Regions from separate parts of the Homo sapiens genome. Here region 1 is linked to region 2. Evidence: chromatin loops called from intact Hi-C (ENCODE). Cell type or tissue: K562. All regions are shown on one strand. Each heading gives the region's core, and the rest is flanking DNA. Links, peaks and the distances in the headings are about the cores only.

Evidence for each region. A loop is a pair of places that touch in the nucleus more often than their neighbours do. Peaks named below come from ENCODE experiments on the same cell type or tissue, not always from the same donor. Only the 100,000 strongest peaks of a DNase experiment are listed, where the experiment ranks them.
Region 1: it touches region 2 in a loop (2.4-fold over the local background); 2 of 110 quality-filtered maps call a loop at or near these places.

What each region holds. Positions count from the first base shown.
Region 1 is chr6:139,491,851-139,502,784 of GRCh38, forward strand. No RefSeq gene overlaps it. Among named protein-coding and RNA genes, the nearest start is that of LINC01625, 23 kb to the left of the region's middle. In K562, for the core only: no CTCF peak of the experiment used is centred there; DNase peaks (open chromatin) are centred at 5,381 and 5,701; H3K4me3 peaks cover 441 bases.
Region 2 is chr6:139,441,050-139,451,983 of GRCh38, forward strand. It overlaps LOC107986651 (a long non-coding RNA gene), which reads left to right. Exons shown (of 6, transcript XR_001744382.1): 5 at 10,509-10,620. Among named protein-coding and RNA genes, the nearest start is that of LINC01625, 28 kb to the right of the region's middle. RefSeq lists cis regulatory regions at 4,362-4,814, 8,101-8,229. In K562, for the core only: no CTCF peak of the experiment used is centred there; DNase peaks (open chromatin) are centred at 4,592, 8,142 and 8,812.

The sequences.
Region 1 (10,934 bases), core at 1,434-9,433, 51 kb after region 2:
TGTGAGCCTATGGTTACATTTTTTTCCCACTGTATTAGTCCGTTTTCATACTGCTATAAGGAACTACCTGAGATTGGCCGGGCATGGTGGCTCACACCTATAAGCCCAGCACTTTGGGAGGCCAAGGCGGGCGGATCTGGAGGTCAGGAGATCCAGACCATCCTGGCTAACAACGGTGAAACCCGGTCTCTACTAAAAATACAAAAAATTAGCTGGGCGTGGCAGCATGTGCCTGTAGTCCCAGTTGCTGGGGAGGCTGAGGCAGGAGAATGGCGTGAACCCAGGAGGTGGAGCTCACAGTTAGCCAAGATAGTGCCACTGCACTCCAGCCTGGGCGACAGAGCAAGATTCCATCTAAAAAAAAAAAAAAAAAAAAGGCCGGGCGTGGTGGCTCACGCCTGTAATCCCAGCACTTCAGGAGGCCAAGGTGGGTGGATCACGAGGTCAGGAGATCGAGACCATCCTGGCTAACACGGTGAAACCCCGTCTCCACTAAAAATACAAAACATTAGCCGGGGCGTGGTGGCGGGTGCCTGTAGTCCCAGCTACTTGGGAGGCTGAGGCAGGAGAATGGCGTGAACCCAGGAGGCGGAGCTTGCTGTGAGCCGAGATTGCGCCACTGCACTCCAGCCTAGGCGACAGAGGGAGACTCCATCTCAAAAAAGAACTACCCGAGACTGGATAATTTATAAAGAAAAGAGGTTTAATTGACACACAGTTCAGCATGGCTGGGGAGGCCTCAGGAAACTTACAATAATGGTGGAAGGTGAAGGGGAAGCAAGGAATCTTCTTCATAAGGCGGCAGAAAAGAGAAGTGAACACAGGAGGAACTACCGAGCGCTTATAAAACCATCAGATAGGCTGGGTGCAGTGGCTTACGCCTGTAATCCCAACACTTTGGGAGGCTGAGGCAAGTGGATCACCTGAGGTCAGGAGTTCGAAACCAGCCTGGCCAACACAGTGAAACCCTGTCTCTACTAAAAATACAAAAATCAGCCAGGTAGGCTGGGCACAGTAGCTCACACCTGTAATCCCAACAGTTTGGGAGGCCAAGGCGGGTGGATCACCTGAGGTCGGGAGTTTAAGACCAGCCTGACCAACGTGGAGAAAACCCATCTCTACTAAAAATACAAAATTAGCCAGGCACAGTGGTGCATGCCTGTAATCCCATCTTCTTGGGAGGCTGAAGCAGGAGAATCCCTTGAACCCGGGAGGTGGGGGTTGCAGTGAGCCAAGATCGCACCATAGCACTCCAGCCTGGGCAACAAGAGCAAAACTCCGTCTCAAAAAACAAAAAAATCAGCCAGGTGTGGTGGCATGCACCTGTAATCCCAGCTACTTGGGAGGCTGAGGCAGGAGAATTGCTTGAACCCGGGAGGCGGAGGTTGCAGTGAGCTAAGATTGTGCCACTGCCCTCCAGCCTGGGCAACAGAGTGAGACTCCATCTCAAAAACAAAAACAAAAAACCATCAGACCTCATGAGAACTCACTCACTATCACGGGAACAGCATGGGGGATTATGGGGACTACAATTCAAGATGAGATTTTGGGTGAGGACACAACCAAACCATATCACCAACTTGTCAATACATAATCTTGTTCTATGTGTATTTCTGTTTAAAGACAGCTTATTCAGTGTATATCATTAATTCATCAACACTGAACATTAATTCATTAACATTGAACTCATAGCCAACAGTACTATAACTCATGTCTGAAAAAAGCTTATCAAACACACGTATTTTCTCCAATGGCACAAATGGTCCTTTTCCCTGTAAGGCACATCACAGACTTTGTGCCCTTAAAAACACTAGAGTGGCCAGGCGCTGTGGCTCACGCCTGTAATCCCAGCACTTTAGGAGGCAGAGGCAGGCGGATCACGAGGTCAAGAGATGGAGACCATCCTGGCCAACATGGTGAAACCCTGTCTCTACTAAAAATACAAAAATTAGTTGGGCGTGGTGGTGTGCACCTGTAGTCCCAGTTACTTGGGAGGCTGAGGCAGGACAATCACATGAACCCGGGAGGCAGAGGTTGCAGTGAGCTGAGATTGCACCACTGCACTTCAGTCTGGGAGACAGTGCGAGACTCCATCTCAAAAAAAAAAAACAAAAATCACTAGATAGCACTTCAGCAGTATGTTTGGGGACATTATAAACAGCAAAAGAAAATACAAAAACATGGCACTAAATAGATTGCAAAAAGGACACTTGTTTACAGTATGAGAGCTGAAACAAGAAGGCAGAGTGTCATTTTCTTCTTCAGCCTCAGCTAGGAATGCACATTGTTGTATATAACAGAGAAAGTGTCATGAGTGTTGCTTTTGGGATTACAAATTGGCTTAGTGAGTAGGTGAATTAACAAACAGAATCAATGAATAATGAGGATCAACTCTTTATCTTTCTATAATGTGTTTTCTTTTCCTTCCTCAACAATAATGTAGGCACATCTTTCCATATCATTGCCTATGGTCTTTAATTTATTCATCCCATGTTTGTTGAGCACCTACCAGGAACTGTGCTTATTGCTGGGACACTGCACTGAGAAAAACAGAACAGAATCGTGCTCATGGAGCATACATTCATTATGAATAGAAAGTTTATTGTTATAATAGATAGGGGTAAGCACCCCGAAGAAAAATGAAACAGTATTAAGTGTAGAGAATGACAAAGAGAGCGATTAGCTAGAATGGTTATGGAAGGCTTTTCTGATGAGTTGACATTTGCACAAGATTTGAATGACCTGAAAGAATCAGCCAAGCAGACCAAGAAGCTAATGAAGATTATGTTTCAAGGCCCCCTCACTAGCAGTGGCCTTATGACTTTTTAAGATTGCAAAGTAAGATATTTGAACTGCAACTGGTTAAGACCAATTGCAATCTGGGCTTTCCCCTTTCCTTTTCAATTTCCCTTCTGGCATGCTCCTCCTTGTATTGGGTGGTATTGGCCACGGGCATTTTCGGAATTGACAAACGCAGTGGTATGCCGGTAAATGTTTAACGACTGGCTCTCAGGAAATAAAAACCTTAGACTGCAGCATTGGTCATTTTTTGTGGTGTAGGCATTCCCACCATGGCCAGTTTCAATCTACCAGCATGAGGTTACATAATGTGAAGGTGGGAAGAGATGTGCAGTAGCGCAACATGATGTAGCATTTCCACCATACGGATACTTTTTTTTTTTTTTTGAAACGGAGGCTCGCTCTGTCGCTCAGGCTGGAGTGCAGTGGCGCGATCTCCGCTCACTGCAAGCTCCGCCACCCGGGTTCACGCCATTCTCCTGCCTCAGCCTCCGGAGTAGCTGGAACTACAGGTGCCCGTCACCATGCCCAGCTAATTTTTTGTATTTTTAGTAGAGACAGGGTTTCACCATGTTAGCCAGGATGGTCTCGATCTCCTGACCTCGTAATCCGTCCGCCTTGGCCTCCTAAAGTACTGGGATTACAGGCTTGAGCCACCACGCCCGGCCTCCACCATACAGATACTTATGCTCCATTGACCCTTGAATTTTCTCTAAATTGGTAACTAGATTTGGAAGCTTGATGAGACTAAGGCTTGATTTTTTTTTTTTTTTTTTTTTGTATTACACACATCCATCAGGAGATCTGTAATGTAACAGTCTTATCTTAAATAATTTAATTATTTACCACCCTGGAGTCAAAGGACAGATGTAAGTGATTTATTGACAATCCTTTTGGAAAAATGGCTATAAAAACAGGTACACCTGGTTTGCATTTGTGAGGATAACCCTGGAAAAAAATGTTTATACCATGACCATAATCTTTTCAATAAGTAACATTACTGACTACAGTACTGAATTCTGACTCCGGAATCTTGGCAGTACAGATAAGTTAAATGATGTCATTTCTAATTGGCTAATTGGGGTCCTAGTGGAATAATTTGGAGTCTTTTACACTGATCAATGTTGAGGTTAAGGGATTGAAGCCATTTCTTAAAGATTTTTTTTTTAAGGTTAAAAAAAAGCACTGCATTTCCCAATGCTATATGGTAGGAAAAACTTTTAAGGCTACAAGATTTTTGATGAGTGTTTTCATCCTTTGAGCGTCTACGGGATTGCCTCTGTGGCTTGGACTTTATTGTCTTCATAAGTATAATCTTTGGCTGTAGCCATTTTAGTTCCTGGGAGTCTCCATCTCCCCTTTATCCTGTACACGCCTGAGTTATTATTGCCCACTTCATCTGTGGCTGTGGTCTGACTGATAAATTAGACAATCCTTTCTCCTTTGCCTTCCAGGATTAGGACCACTCTCAGCCCCCACTCCTCGTTCTGGACAAATACATGCAAACCAGCACATTCTCATTTAGTTATCACAGATTCCTCTAATTTCCGATATAAAAGTCCATAGGTCTAATGTGAAGCACTCTTATGTTTTATTTTTATTTATTTATTTTTTTGAGACAGTGTCTTGCTTTTTTGTCCAGGCTGGAGTGCAGTGGCACAATCTAGGCTCCCTGCAAACTCCACCTCCAGGGTTCAAGCGATTCTCCTGCCTCAGCCTCCCAAGTAGGGGATTACAGGTGTGTGCCACCGTGCCTGGCTAATTTTTGTATTTTTAGTAAAGATGTGGTTTCACCATGTTGGCCAGGCTAGTCTCAAATTCCTGACCTCAGGTGATCTGCCTGCTTTGGCCTCCCAAAGTGCTGGGATTACAGGCCCGAGCCACCGTGCCTTGCCAGGCCTCCTATTTATATGAGGCAATGAAGATCAGGAACAGCATCTAGCTTCAAGGAATGGATCTGGAAGGAATGAGGAGAGACCTGAGTGGGGAACAGATTTGGGATCTTGCTGTTTGGAAATACTGGAGAGAGGCAGAGAGAGCAGTGGTGCTGAGAGCCTGCAGCCAGGGCTCCCAGTGGCTCTGAGGCCAACAGGCCACCCTTAATAACCAGAACTGACATCCACAGGCATCAGGCATGGGTGGGAGCCTGCGTTCTGAACCTGTTGGCTCCATGTTACCCAATTTTGAGTCAATAATCAAAGTCCCTGAGTTTACCAGCTGTTTAGCTCTGTCATACTTGGAAGTTGAAAGTAATTTGCAACATGTGCACTAAAGCTCTGCAGCATACTCACAATGGCTAGACCCATGGGCATCTCCCAGATGGTCCTTTACTGACAAGTAAGCCCAGAACTGGGAGTAGAGATGTGAGCTGGACATGACTGGTACTCTGCCCAGAGCTCTTCAGAACCCATTTGATGGTCTGTATGCTCCTCAACTGGCTTCTGGGTTTCTTTGCTTTGACAAGCCTGCACCTGACACTTTTCAGAGGTCAGCCCTGGAATTATCCCAGCCATTTTGGCCAGAAAGGCAAAGACCTGGAAGTGCCTGAGAACGTAGATCTCTCACAGGAAGCCCTGAGCCTGTGACAGTCTTATCTAGGAGCAGAAAAGCCCAGCTTTCTTGCCTCCATTTGAAACAAACACAGGCAAAATATATACTCCAGAAGTTCTGAAGGATCCAGTCGAAGCTATCCCTTGAGACTTTGCCTGAAATTGCAATCCTTGTCTGGCTATATTTTTCTTCTTCTCCTTCTTTCCTGTTCTCATTTCTTCCATTCCCTTCCTCGCTTCTCTTGGGAGAATTTCTTCATAAGCCACTTGCACATGAACTCTTATCTCAGGGTACCATTCTGGGAAACCAGAGTAAGATAAGGGGCCACAGTGAATATTCAAATAGCAGTTTTAGGGCAGGATTCCCTGGCCCCACCCTTCATGGTCTAGGCTTCAGAACTTGCCTCTGACCTTGATCTCCCATAGTCTCCATGGTCTTCCTACCTCTCTTGGCTGGGACCACAGATCCCTCAGAATTAGGGCCCTGCTGGTATGATAGAGCGCAAATATCCTTTCTTATTCTTGCCAAACCTCTTTTCTTTCCTTTCTTCTTTCTTTTTTTTTTCTTTTTTTTTTATTTGAGACAGGGTCTTGCTTTGTCACCCAGGCTGCAGTGCAGTGGCACGATTTTGGCTTACTGCAATCTCCGCCCCCTGGTCTCAAGTGATTCTCCCACCTCAGCCTCCCGAGTAGCTGGGACCACGGACGTGCACCACTATGCCCGGCCAATTTTTTATTTTTATTTTTTGTATTTTTAGTATAGACGGAGTCTCACCATTTGCCCAGGCTGGTCTTGAGCTCCTGAGCTCAAGCAATCTGCCCGCTTCAGCCTCCCAAAGTGCTGGGATTACAGTTGTGAGCCACGGCACCCAGCCTCAAACCTTGTTTCTGAAATTGAAATCTTCCCTTCCATTCCCCAGCTTCTTAAAAAAAAATTCTTCTATGGATGGACAGAGTTCCAGGAAACACTTCTTCTGCTCCCTGGCTGGTTCCCACACATTTGATCATTGCCTGGAGTCACTGTGGCTGAGATCTGCCTATTGGTTTACTCCTACAACTGCTGATGATTTCCAGAATTATGCTAGAGTTGATTAAATCCTGGACTTACTGCTCATTGGTCATTGCTGGGCCAGCCTCAGAGGATGGATCTTTCTGCCCCACTTGGCATCCTCTACCTCCCAGCTAGCTCTGTAGTTGAAGTCCCAACATGGTTCCTGATTAGTAAACTTGTGAGAACAGTGGCTGTATCTACGTTATTAAATTGTTCTCATCTATTGCAGAGCCAAGTTTAGTGAATATGTGTTGAATGAATCAATAAATCCATGAGTATTCACCTAAGTTATTATATATGATTCTGTTAACAGCACAATCCTTTTTCTTGGCATATCCTAAATTTTGCTGCTGATATTTAAAATTTAAGATGTGCCTAACAGGGTGGATGAAGTGGCTTTGGCAGAGAGTACTGAAAACTGATGCACACGTACATGTATACCCACTATCCTCCAGGCAGCGAAGTGCAGGATGATAGTTTCTAGGCCAAACAAATTAGATCATATCCCAGCTCCATCACTTACTAACAACAAGCCCTAATAGCTAAATTGTGTCACTAATTCATTGTTTAATCCTCACTACAATCCTGTGAAGTAGCAAATATTATTGTCACCCCATTTTAGAGATAAGGAAATTGAGACTAATTGGCCCAGTAGCCACTGGCAGAACTGAGATTTGAAACCAGGAGACCTGACACCAGAGGATACATGCTGAATCTCTGCAACGCCTGCTGTGTGAGGATGTGACTGTGAGAATTAAATGAGAGAATGGAAGTGCCCCATGGTAGGGGCTCAAGCAAAGTAGGAGGCACTTGCCGAAGCTGACTTTTGTCTGACTTTTTCTCCAAAGCTGACTTCATTTTATTTTTTCAACTAATCTTTGATTTCAGAAAAATTCAAACTTCTAATTATTTTCCAAGGAGATTAATGTAAGGCATAGCCCTGTACCCTTCACCAGTTACTTTCCCAATTATCAACTTGTACATTCTTGCTCCATCTATACCCCATTATTTTGCAGTAAATCCACGGCATCATATTATTTCATCCATAAATATTTCAAAGGATATCTCTAAAAGATAAGAGCTCTTTTTAAGAACACAAATACCATTATCTGTCTAAAAATGACTAAAAATAATTCCTTAACATCATGAATATCCCAGCCATGTTTACATTTTCCACTCGTTTCTCTCATACTTTTTTCCTCCATAAGTTTATTTACATGAATGAAGATTATAAATAAGGTCTATAAATCACAACGTCTTCTAAGTTTCTTTTAAGATAATAGTTGTCCTTCTCCACATTTTTCCTCTAGTAATTTAACTGGGCAAGAACTAGGTTGTTTGGCCTGTAGGTCTCCCAGGAACCTCTTCCCAAATGTGAATGACTGCATCCCCATGGTGATGTTTACCATATTGCTCTGTCCGCTCCCCACCCCCGCCGCCTCCCACTCCCCATCCCCCACCTCCCACCTCCCTGTTTCCTCTATATTGACAGTCAAATGTAGAAACTTGGTAAGATCAGAGTTTTGTTGTTGTTGTTTGTTTGATTTGGCAAGACTACGTCATGGGTGGTACTGTCTACTTCCATCAGGTGGTAAGTATATTTTGGTGTTTCTCTCTTTAGCATGCTGGTTGGCAGTTATGTCTAGATCCATTAATCCATTAGGAGTTACAAATGGTGCTACTCAACTTCTACTCCATTTATTGTACAGAAAATGTCTATATAAAGAAAATTCCTTAGTGAACTGTTTGGTTACCCTGCGTTACAGTTCTTTTAGGGAAGGGAGAATAAATGCTTGATGCCTTCCTTTTACCAGTTTTAAAATAATGTATTGGTTCCCTATCAACTTATGGATTCAATCTGATCTTTTTCCATCACTTTCATTTTAAATGAAACAATTCAAATCTGTAGAAAAGTTGACAGAGTATGCCCCTTACTTTAATGCTTCAGTTGTTAACAGTTTGCCACATCTGCTATATCTATCTATCTATGTGCACCACCTGAAAGTAAGTTGCAGACATTATGGCAGTTTATTCCTAAATACTTTGGCATATATTTCCTAAGGAAAAGCACATGTCTACCTGACCACAATTCTATTAGCATAGGAATGAAATTTAACATAAATAAACTAATAGTATTTAATAATTAATCCATATTCAAATTGCATCTTGTTCCAATATAATGTCTTTTTAAATTGTGATTTTTTTAACTCAGCGAAGGCTTATGCATACTATTTAGTCATGTCTCTTTTTAAAATTCTTGTGATTATCTCATCTTGCTGGGATAGCGACTGAAATTTGCCTGACCCGGAGCCCCTTATCCTGCTTCCTGGGGGATGGTGCATGTATATTACAGAAGTGATGCAGTTTACTTCTTATTATGGCATATCTTGTCACTTACTCCAATATTGGTGATGCAAAGCTTGACTTTTTGGTTAAGTTGAAGTCTGCCAGATGTTACAACAGTAAGGGGGACTCTTCCCTTTTATAATTAATAAGCAATATACGGGGTAGTATTTTGAGATTGTTTGGGCCTATCACCCCCCAAAAGGTTTTAGCATCCACTTCTGATCTTGCCTGCATCAATTATTACATTGGTGGTTGCAAAATGAGATTTTCTAATATTAACATATTGTCTATAGTTGATATTCTTCTGTGAATAAGAACTTTAATCCTCCATTTTTTGAATAACTGTGAACTCATGTATTCTTTTGGATTCAATGTATTATAATTTATTATCATTGTTATTCTTTTTCATATTATTCTAATTTGGCCAATAGAGCTCCTTCGAGATGGTTCCTGTAGTTCTTTTAGTATACTCTCATTGGTCTTTGAGCACTTTCTTGCTTTCTGGCACAGCTAGATATTCTGACTCACCTTGTCCCTTAACCCTTGAGTCAGCAGCTTCCCAAGGACACCTGGCTACTTTTTGTAAACAATGGTATTTAGTAACCATGATCTGAATACTAAGTGTGCTATGGCCACTGAGGTGTCATTACTTTAGGCCTTTTCAGTGAGGAAAGCTAGGAGATCTCTTTTTTCCTTTTTGTTAAATCAGGAGTTCATACTCAGCAATTACAGGGTTCCTTGTCTTCCCCTATTCCCTAGTTATAGCTTCCTCCTCTTACAGTGAGAACCTTGGTTCTCAACAATGTGAATACATTTGCTTATTTGCTGTATTCCGTAATCTACACAAAATTGTTTTAGAGTGATTACATCAGTACTTCTCCCAACAACAAAACCATAGTAAAGTTAAAAAATTGCAGCCAGGTGCAGTGGCTCACACCTGTAATCCCAGCACTTTGGGAGGCTGAGGTGGGCGGATCACGAGGTCAGGAGATCAAGACCATCCTGGCTAACACAATGAAAACCCGTCTCTACTAAAAAATACAAAAAATTAGCCGGGCATAGTGGCAGGTGCCTGTAGTCCCAGCTACTCCAGAGGCTGAGGCAGGAGAATGGCGTGAACCCAGAAGGTGAAGCTTGCAGTGAGCTGAGATCGTGCCACTGCACTCTAGCCTGGGTGACAGTGCGAGACTCTGTCTCAAAAAAAAAAAAAAAATTTCTTCCTAATTTTTGTGTTTTGATTTTTAGATTATCTCTCACTAAGATAGGTTTTTTCAGCCTCAGCACTCTGACATTTTGGGTTGGATCATTCTTTGTTGTAGGGGCTGCCCTGTGCATTGCAGAATGTTTAGCAGCCTCCCTGCCTCTAGTACTGGGGGTGGCCAGTACTCCCACCCCCAAGTTATGGCAATTAAGAATGTCTCAAACATAATCAAATGTCCTCTGTCCTCTGTTGAGAATCACTCCACTAAGAGGGTACATACAGCCTGACTATTGTTTTCAAAAGCTACTTGAATTATTTTTATCATGCTGTTCAATTTTATATATTTGGTCATTTATTTCTGTTTATATTCAATCTTAGAATTTCCTTTTACAGCTTTAAATTAAATTTTATTTTTCTGAATAAATAAAACATCTGCCTGGTTCCAATGTAAAAAAAATATTAAAAAAAGATAGACTCAGTAAAGTCTTATTCTCATCCCTATCGCTGCCACCCTTTTCCAAACCCACCATCTACAGATAACTATTTTCGTGAATTTTCTTACATAAAATGTAAGATGGTATATATTCTCTTTCAACTTTGATTTCTCTACTTAAAAATATACCCTGGAAGGCCGGGTGCGGTGGCTCACTCTTGTAATCCCAGTACTTTGGGAGGCTGAGGTGGGTGAATCACAAGGCCAGGAGATCCTGACCATCCTGGCTAACATGGTGAAACCCCGTCTCTACTAAAAATACAAAAAATTTAGCTGGGCATGGTGGCGCACGCCTATAATCCCAGCTGCTCGGGAGGCTGAGGCAGGAGAATCGCTTGAACCCGGGAGGCGGAGGTCGCAGTGAGCCAAGATCTCACCACTGCACTCTAGCCTGGGCGACAGAGTGAGACTCCGTCTCAAAAATAGATAAATAAATAAAAAATAAAAGTAATAATATACCCTGGAAATCACTCCAAAATAATTCATACAGATTTT
Region 2 (10,934 bases), core at 1,226-9,225:
GAGGCTATGCCATCCAATGTCTGTCCTTTTTAGAGAGCAGATTCAGAAGCACGTCAGCAGATAGACGCTCAACCATCTGATTTCCACAGAAAACTTCATTGGTCAAAACACAATAGTGGGAGGAAAGCAGGTAGACAGAGTGTGAAAAAATGAGCAGAATCCGAAGTTTTCAAAATAGTCTTAATGTCAAATAATTTCATTATTATTACAGTTAGATCTTGTGCATGTGTGTATCTGTTAATTTAATTCACGTTACCTTTTTTTTTTTTTTTTTTTTTTGAGACGGAGTCTCGCTCTGTCGCCCAGGCTGGAGTGCAGTGGCATGATCTTGGCTCACTGCAAACTCCACCTCCTGGGTTCATGCCATTCTCCTGCCTCAGCCTCCCGAGTAGCTGGGACTACAGGCGCCCACCACCACGCCCAGCTAATTTCTGTGTTTTTAGTAGAAACGGGGTTTCACCATGTTAGACAGGATGGTCTCGATCTCCTGACCTCATGATCCACCCGCCTCGGCCTCCCAAAGTGCTGGGATTACAGGCGTGAGCCACCGCACCCGGCCAATTCATGTTATCTTAATGTCATTATAGGTAGGAGAACATTGACACATATGCTATCCATATGTGTGGTGCTGTAGAGAAATAAAAATTATCCAAGGAGCGGCCAGGCACAGTGGCTCACGCCTGTAATCCCAGCACTTTGGGAGGCTGAGGTGGGCGGATCACAAGGTCAAGAGATCGAGACCATCCTGGCCAACATGGTGAAACCCCGCCTCTACTAAAAATAAAAAAAATTAGCCTGGCATGGTGGCGGGCGCCTGTACTCCCAGCTACTTGGGAGGCTGAGGCAGGAGAATCACTTGAACCCGGGAGGTGGAGGTTGCAGTGAGCCGAGATCACGCCACTGCACTCCAGCCTGGGCAACAGAGTGAGACTCTGTCTCAAAAAAAAAAAAAATTAGCCAAGGAGAGAGCACTGATCACTTTTAATTTTGTGTTCATTGCTAAGAGCAGGAAAGGCTAGGGAACTATTTGCCAACGGCAGTGAGTGGCCAACGGGGCTTCCAGGATCACCCAAGGGTAGCCCAGAAACAATAAATATTGGATCTCAGAGGGCATCCATGATCACCATATAAAAAGTGATCAGTGTATGTTCATTGCTGAGCTGAGCAATTATAGGAGTTCTCAAACAGTCACATCTCTTCCATATGAATTATTTTGGTTTTTTTTTTTTCCTCCTTGGTAATTCTCAGTAAAACCCACGAAACGAAAAGAGCTGTGGGCTTATCACGAGAAGGAGGAAGGAAGTGAGCAGAAAGAAGCACAGGAGGCCTCACTCTCCTCAGCCTAAAGAGAGAAAACTCCAGGGAACAGAATGGATTGTGGCAAGGTTAGAAAGAGACCCAAAGCAACCTGAGATCTCAGGTGTTTGGCAAAGAGGAAAGGAAGAGCCTGTAAATAGGCTGGGGTTTGAGGAGAAGCCGTTGGGGCTAAGAGTGAGGGGAGGGAGCTTGGGTCCTCAAACAGGAGCTCTTTGGTCATCTTGGGGCCACAGAAGTCACAAGACACTGTTGGGTATTGATGGTGGGGAAATGAGACAAGGGCAGGTGACCCCAAAAGCTGACTGGGGGAAGGGTTAGGGATTACGGTTGCCTTACAGACAGCAACGGGCCTGCCCATTTCTCATTTTCAAATTGGGCTATTTTAGAAAGAAATATCTTTGTGATTCTCTTCTGTTTAGAGCTGCCAAGGATTCAGTTCAAGAAAGGTATCTTTATGGATGTTAGGATGGAAATGTTAGCAGCTGGGTTCTTGGCTAACTTAGAAGGAGGGGTTTGGCTTTTTAGGGTATAATGTAAGGCTGGACAACAACTTCTGAAATAGCCTGCCCTGATACCTGCCCCCACTCCCGGAAAAGGGCTGCTCACAATTTATTAACAAATATGGCTCTTATTAATAATTCTTTGAGCTAGCAGAGCAATCCTAGCTGATTGAAAATAATTACCAGCCTCTCCAGTTGATTAAACAGCACATTTGGATTTTCATTTATATCATCATTTTGATTGAATGATGTGTGTGTACGTGGGGCTGTGTATTAACAAGGTGTCTCTTAAAAGTAATAATAAGTACTCAATGAGAAAGAGTTGCATATTGCTCAGTATAAAAGCAAAAACAAGAAGTCTAAGGCAGGTGAGCAAAAGAACAAAACTGGGACCTAAAATAAATTATGAAAGGCAGACTGTGACAGAGATAAAGTCTCATGGGACGCAATGATAAACACATAGAAAAATACTTATGACGTTCCAAGCATAGCATCAGAGGATTGAAAATTCTGGTCAGCATCAACAAACAAGCAGTGTAATTAATCTGGAACAGAAAGAATACCACAGATGTTTAAAATTTTTTTTTTCTACTGACTCAGTCTCCCGCATACTTACAAATTGAAGCATGTCGATTAATAGCTCCTGAGGTTCACGCCCAACGGGCCCAGTTCCAGGACTGTGTTTGCACTCAATGACATCCTTTTGGATTCAAACTATTTCCCCTAATCAGAATATAAGAATAATTAAAGCCTAAACTCTCTTTGTCTCGCAGTGGTCACCCAAGTGTGTTCTGTTAGAGATTCACTCAACAAGAATAACAAACAAAAACTCCCACCAGAAACTGCTGCGTCTCACAGAAGGGATGCAGGCTGCTCCTCTTTGCTCATGTAACTGAGTGTGGCGCAGCCTCATTCATAACACGATAGTGCTAACTTGCTTCCACCTGGTTCATTTGAATTCGGATTTTGCTGCAGGTCTCCCTCTGGTTTAGTTCCACAAACTTTAAATGCTAGAGAAAAGATTATGCAAACGTGGAAGTTCATAACAACCTGAGGCCATTTTATTTCACAACCTTGAGGAGTAGCGCAAATGTTTTCCTGGAGAGGTAAACCAAGTCACCAAGCTGCTCTGCTGGTGTCTTAACATTTCCTATCAAGTCAGAGGCAAAAAAAACATGAGAATCTCGGCCAGAATTGAAAATTCGCAGGTTTGTTAGAGCACTGCCCTCTCTTAAGCTGGCTTTTTGTTTTTTACCTGCAGTGCTGGTTAAACATGAAATTTTTCTGAAAGGGCAGGGAAAGGCAGAGTGGCCCATATGGATTGGAAAGAGCCAGCTCTGCTGAGGAAGACCTCATCTCAGACCTGGCAGCTCTTCCTTTAAAGAGTGTTGGCTCGCCGGGCGCAGTGGCTCATGCCTGTAATCCCAGCACTTTGGGAGACTGAGGCAGGCAGATCACCTGAGGTCAGGAGTTCAAGACCAGCGTGACCAACATGGAGAAATCCCGTCTCTACTAAAAATACAAAATTAGCCGGGCGTGGTGGCTCATGCTTGTCATTCCAGCTACTCAGGAGGCTGAGGCAGGAGAATTGCTTGAACCCAGGAGGCAGAGGTTGCCGTGAGCCGAGATCGCACCATTGCACTCCAGCCTGCGCAACAAGAGTGAAACTCCATCTCAAAAAAAAAAAAAAAAAAATGCTGGCTCACGGAGCTCCAGGTTACCCTTACCATGGATTGTGCAGATTTCTGAGTGTCCCAAGTCAGAAACATGGCCACCCCTGCCAGGCCCTTTTTAACCTGGAGAGTTCACCCCACGCCTTTCGTTGGACCCACCAAATCTCATATGGGGTTGACACAGGCAACAGCCATCTCACAAACACTGAAATTATATATAATGTACCAAACTGTGAGTTCCTGGATAAGGCCTTATACTTCTTTGCTATGAGATTGATCAGGAGCAAAATCCCTAGATCTCTTTCTGTTTGAGCTATTATTTAAAAAAAAATCTTTGTTATCTATCTTTAGCTGCCAAGGATTCAGCTAAAGAAAGGTATCTTTACAGGTCTTCAGGAGATTTTGGCAGTCAGGCTCTTGGCTAACTCAGAAGGAGGGTCTTGGCTATTTTGCTAAATAGGTTGGTAAAATAGAATATGGAGAGAAGACATGAAACTGTACTAAAAAGACAGTGTTCTTATCTCTAAAAATTGGGTATTCACAATTTAAATGTTATTTTAACTTAGAAATGCATTTTGTCCACATTTACATCCAAGATGCAAAGGTATTCTGACATACATACTTACACACACATAGAAAAAAGTATTCAAAGAGAGGCTGAGAAGTCACCTGTCCACTTAGTAACCAGAATAGAAATAGAAATAGAGAGCAGGTACAAAAATAATTTCTCAGAGTCTTTGGCCTACAAAAGATATATTTGGTTGTTCCATGCGAACTAGCCCTTCCCCCATTGCCTGTATATCCCGTCTTAATAATTCCCATCTCTTTTTATTCTTCCCCAAGTCACTAGGCTAAGAGAATGTTTCTAATTATCTCTAACAAACCCACTTAGGTTATGTTTACATAACAATAAGAAAATGTTTCAGGGAGGAATTAACTATTGCACTGGGGCGTAGGCATTAATTTCTTCATGTAAGATCCAGTTCTTCTTTACTGAATGTTTCATCAAAATGTTTATCTCAAACTAGTAGGCTCAGCCTGGTTAAGGGGTGTTTTCCACATAAAAGCCTCCTGATTGGACAAAAACTGGCCTCACCCAGGGTGTCCTAAGATGGTCTTATCTTTTAACACACTTTCTGACTCCTTTTAGACAAAAGAAGGAAACTAAAACAAAATTGGGGCTAACAATATGGTTAGGAAGATAGGACATTAGTATTAAACCAGGGACAGATATCCTTGTGAAAATGAAAGAAATGTAAAGGACAGAATCATTAAATTTCATAATAGAGCTGGAAGGACTTAAAACTAATCTAATCTTCCTTATTCTACAGCTGTGGAAATGGAGAACCACACAGAGCAAAGTGACTGACCACATTTTCTTTTTTCTTTCTCTTTTTTTTTTTTTTTTTTTTGAGACGGAGTCTTGCTCTGTTGCCCAGGCTGGAGTGCAGTTGAGCGATCTCAGCTCATTGCAACTTCTGCCTCCTGGGTTCAAGCAATTCTCCTGCCTTAGCCTCCCAAGTAGCTGGGACTACAGGGGCCGGCCATTACGCCAGGCTAATTTTTGCATTTTTAGTAGAGATGGGGTTTCACCATGTTGGCCAGGCTGGTCTCGAACACCTGACCTCATGACTGATCACATTTTCTAAAAGCACTGGCCTATGGTCCAAGAGCTAATGTAAACATTTCAAGGCAGATTTTTCTAGATATGCTAGAAAAAAAACTCATCCAATATTCTCTTTTATTCGAAAATCCAATCATTCATATTACAGTCTTTTCCCATATTTCTCTCAAATTTCTCATGCTGACTAGTTCAGGCCAGGTCTAATTTTTGGTAAACTGTCTTGGGGGGCAAATATTCCAAGAGAAGGACCTAGAGTCTGCCCCTGGGTAGAGGGAACCATACCTGCAGCTAGAGATAAACCACTACAGCTGCCAACGTAGGCCTTTGTGCTTAGCAGTTTGCCCGTGACTTGTAGCTAAGGCTTCTTTAGCACACAGGAGACAGAATTCTAATCAGGACCATGTTTTCTGGGTTTACTATACCCCGGCTCAGTCTGAGGGACAGAGAGGAGTGGTTTTGTTTTGATCACTTTCATTTGTGGCAGTCTATGCCTGCCTCTTGCTCTTTCAACAAATCCATGAGATTCCTCATTCTCCTCTTTCCTCTTTTTTAAAATCTTAATTTCCTAGTCATTTCAAATTTGCTGTTTTTCGATTTTCTCCTCCACCTGTCCTTCACCTTAATCCTCTAATCCCATTCGAGCAAAGTAGTAAGTTCTTTTCTTTGTTTTCTCCCCGTAGTTTTCTATTTTTTATTTATTTATTTTTATATCTTGGGAAGTTTACCCTTTTTGCCAAATGTGAATTATGCTCATTTGGACATTTAAGAATTCATTTTCTAGTTTTGATGAGGCTAAAATACTACGGTTTTTTCACTTTTTTTTTTTTTTTTCTAAATCACTAAACTTCTTGAAAGAGGTCTACACTTGGTCTATACTTAGTGTCTTTACATTTCATTAATTCCTCAACCCAATACTGTCTGGCTTCCACCAACACCACTCAATTAAAAATACTCTCTGACCAACATCCTCCCAAGTGGGCAGTTCAATGGCCTCACTTTCTCTTGTTATCCTACTTGACATTTATGCAACATTTGACACGGTTGACCAGTCCCTCCTTATTGAAACTCTCTCTTCTTTCTCCGCCTCTTTTATTTCACCAGCTTCTGCCTCTCTAAGCTTTCTTCTTGGGCTTCCTTTGCTGGTTTCTCCCACCCTTTGATGTTGTTTTTCTAGGGGATCAATTTATGGTCAGCTCACACTGCACACTCCTGCCCTATTCTAATTTCTTTAATAGCTCCATAAGCATTGATAAAGTTCTGTGGCTCATAACTTCTCAGCTGAAGTCCAGTTCATATTTCCTAGGGCCTATAGGACATCTCTTATTTTCTCTGAACAGGCTGTATTACTGTTATTATTATTACCATTATCATGATCATCATGATTAAATTCTCCACCAGTTTGCACATGCTGTTTTCTTTGCTTCCTACATCCTTCTTTCACCACACCAGCTTGGAGCACTCCCGCTAATTATTCAAGACCAGCTCTCCTGCTATCTGTTCTTTGTCACTCTTAGGAAGAGTTAGTTGTTATTTCCTTTCTTCTTTTTGAAGCATTTTGATAGACATAATGACTTACATTAATGGAATTCTTAGGTGCCAATTGCTGATCTAAATTTTTCACACACATTATCTCATTCATTCTGCCTGGTAGCCTCTGATAAAGTTACTCTACCAATTTTGGATGAGGAACCTAAGACTCCATGTAGTAACTTGACCAGGGTCCCATAATAAAGTTTCAATTCCAGGGAGTCTGAATAACCTCCCCAAATAATAGTAGCTAACTTTTACTGACTGATTACTTTGTGCGTGGATTTTCTGTGTTGTCTCATTTAGTCCCCAGAACAGTTAGGAAGGAGTATAATCATGATACCTATTTTATAAATGAGGAAATTGAGGCGTATCTTGCTCAAAACTGCATAGCCTATGAAGTAGCCAAGTGAGAATGTACTTTGTATTATTTATCTCTATGACAAAACTTCCCAAATTGTTCTATGAGTAACCACTTAGGTGCTTCCATCTTGCACACTTCCTTCAGCTCCTTGAAGGCCCAGATGATGTCATTTTCAACTTTAAAACCTTTTATCTAGTCACAAAATGCAAGTTGGATCAATGTGGAGAGAAAGAGAGACCGATAGACAGATTGGCTATTGTTGTCTTTGGGTTGTTTTTCTAGGGCAACTGATATGCACCCACTTTATTATATGTTTTCCATTGCAAATCATTTGTTTTGTGTAGCATTATGAAGTCTAATGTGAAAATGCTGTCTCTGCAAACTTTCTTTTTGAGTAAAAATAGTTTCAGTTCCCAAAGGTAAAATAACTGCTGCCCTGACAATCTGTATCTGCTTCTCTCTCCCTTTAGCAGTTTTTTAGCTGTTGTGTTCAGATGGAAAGTTTACTTGAAAAGACCCTTATCTATTCAGAGATAAATACCACATTTCACAGAATATAAGCTGACAACAAATTCAAGTCATGTCATAGTCTGAAAGAGGACTTTTTTTGTTGAGTGAGACTGTACCCATCTCAGGTACTTGACAGCTCTATTAGTGTTTGTGAAATTACAAAAGTAATACATTATATTGTAGAAAATATCCAAAATACAAAATTGTATATAGTAAAATTTTAAAATCTCCTTTGCTATATATCCTCAATTATTTTCCTTCATTCATTTTGCTTACTATACTTTTTCTAGGCATTATAAACACAAATGTGCATATATGCGTACATGTTGAGTTTTTTAATTTCATAAACTGAGATCACAGTATACACTTTCTTTAGCACATTTTTCTTATAACAATATATCTTCACGTGTCTGTATGAATCAATCTACTTCAATCTTTTTAATGGCTACATAGTGTTCTACGTTAAGGAATGCATACCCTGTAAACCAATTCCATTTAGAAGAATACATGGATTGGTTTCCACAATGCTAACTACATACATATCTTTGTGCACACATGCAAGATTTCTGAGGCTGAGTTCCTCAAAGTAGAGCTGCTGGGTCACTTGGATAGACTCTTCTTGTGGTAGCTGGCCTCCAATAGCTGCCCCCACCACACCACACCTTCCAGATTCACATTCTAATGTGGAAGCTGCCCACATGAGTCTGGGCTACCCATCTTTACAATTTTAGCAAACATAGTAAAATCTATCTACCGTATTTTAATCAACATGGAGAATTTATCTGAATCTATAACTTCCTCTTTCTCCTGAACATGACCAAACCGGTAGCACGCTTTTACTTTTCCCTCTCCTCTCCCATTTTCTGTATTTAATGAAATCCTCTTGCACCATGTCATTTCTTTTTAAATTGCTCTTTTGTAGTTTTAATTTTTTCCACTGGAATAGACATCCTGGTGGTAAGGATTATAAATCATTGCATGTGTAACAATATCTTTATATTTTCTGCATTCTAGATTGATGTTTTCTCTGGTTATGGGATTCTGGGTTCAAGAGAGTTTTCTCTTCTCTTTTTAAAGCAATTTCTTTGTTATGTAGTACTTGTTGATATAAAATGTGATGACAAACTGATTTTTGTTCTTTTAGGTTACCCATGTTTTTTTCTCCTTGGAAAATTTTTAGATTTTTTTTCTCTTTGTCCTTGTAACTCAATAATCTCACTAAGATTCCTTTCTGTTTTTGTTTGCTTTTTAACATTTTCTGACTCAGCAGTTTGTCAGCCATTATCAGGAAGGACATTCAGATTCTGGAATCCTAAAGCTCTCATAGCAAGGAGGCTGAATTTTCTTTTGTGATTATTTCCTGCCTGATACTCCCCCCAACCTTTTTTTTTTTTAATTTTTTTTTTTTAATTTTAAAGAACTGTCAAGCTGTGAGAAAAACCAAAACAATATTATAGAGAAGGAGAAAAATCGGATGTGCATGATTTTAAAAAAATCTTCAACAGTTACATTATTTGTTAATAGCTTTTGACGACCAATCATTCTACTTTTTCCTACTGAATAGGCTTGAATATCTGAAAATAAGATATGTTATCATTCTTCTTGGTCATGAAGGCTACATAGTTACAGCCAGGCACGAGAAATTTAAATTACAGAATTGATGTATTCCCAGGGGTGAGGAAAATCTGCTTTCTGTGTCCCAAAGCCTATATTCTTACTCATTTTCTTGATAAAATTGGAGATGGGCTTGTCTGGAATAGTAATTTGGCCCCATTCATTATGAAATCATTTTCAACAGTTTAACAAGTGCATTTAGATTACATATTTAGATTGCATGAATTTCTAAAAAATATTAATAATATATAAAACTAATGTAAGCTGTCAAAATAAGTCCCTAGCCTAAATAAATAGCTTAAATGTATTAAAGGAAAAACGGTGGATCTAACTGAATATCCATGGGCTAATCTTCAATGAATGTCTCTCTGTGCCAGGTACCTCTGCTATTTTGTATAAGCATTGCTTCTTTTAATCTTCTCAGCAGTCCAGTGAGGCAAGCAATGTTATTACTCTATTTTACATAGGAGGAAACTAAAGTTGAGAGAACTTGCCTAGGATCGTGCAATTAACAAACAACTTGCTGTGATTGAATCCATTCTGCCTAATTCCTCAGGAGTGTTCTCTTATGGTGCACTGTGATTTGAGAAGTGTTCAGGGGCCAAGTGTGGTGGCTCACGCCTGTAATCCCAGCACTTTGGAGGCTGAGGTGGGAGGATCACTTGAGGTCAGGAATTTGAGACCAGCCTGGCCAACATAGTGAAATCCCATCTCAACCAAAACTACAAAAATTAGCCAGGTGTGGTGGCAGTGCCTGTAGTCCCAGCTGCTTGGGAGGCTGAGGTAGGAGACTCGCTTGAACCCAGGAGGTGGAGTTTGCAGTGAGCCGAGATGGTGCCACTGCATTCCATCCTGGGTGACAGAGCGAGACTCTGTCTCAAAAAAAAAAAAAAAAGAAAGAGAGTGTTCAGGAGCTCAAGTCTCTGCATCTCACAATCAGAGAAGACATCCTGGAGGTGGAGGCTCCTGAAGGGATCAGCAGGTGAAAAAGAGAAAGGTATTTTAGGAAAGGGCAATTTTTATAATGATACCCAAGAGTGAAGGGTGCGGCCCATTGGGGAGGATTGTAGGTTGTTGTGTATGGTTTTAAGCATCCCTGTATAAGCCATCAACTTTTCTGAGGCCTGTGTTTGGTACTTTGAATTTTATCAACATTTTGTCTTTTGTCTACACAATTGTCTATTCAGTGATACTCATCAATGAATAAGTGGTTGAAATAACGGAGTGAATGGAGATCTGGTTATTTCAATCACATGGACATAGCTGTAAGATTCAGTTTCCACTATTTAGAATTGGAACCTAAATTACCATGGACTTGAGATAAAATTTATTATAAATGCATGATGAGATTCATTCATATTTATTTATCCAAACAACAGACAGTATGAGATCTTCATGATTCTGGACCATAAGGATTCCAAATAGGCTGTTCACTTATGAGTAGGCCTGTAACACGGACGTGTGAGAATAAACGCCAGAGAAAAATTTTTGGTAAGTAATGTACTTTCAATTTTAAACTTTCAGAGTGTTTCTATGCACATGAATGAATCAAGAGCCAGTGGATGGTTAAGAAAATGCTTTTCACAGAGCCCTTTAAAATTTAACAGGTGCCAAAGAAATTCTACCAAAGAAGCTGAAGTGCATTTTAAGTGTGTATTATCTTCAGTGTTATTGCCTGATACAAGGACAGAATATGAGACCAAGTATCTCTATCCAGGGAATGCATAAATTCCAACTCTGGGTTATATTTCATTATGCTCCAGAAATATCCTGGATGATTAAAGTAATTCATTGTAAAAAAAATG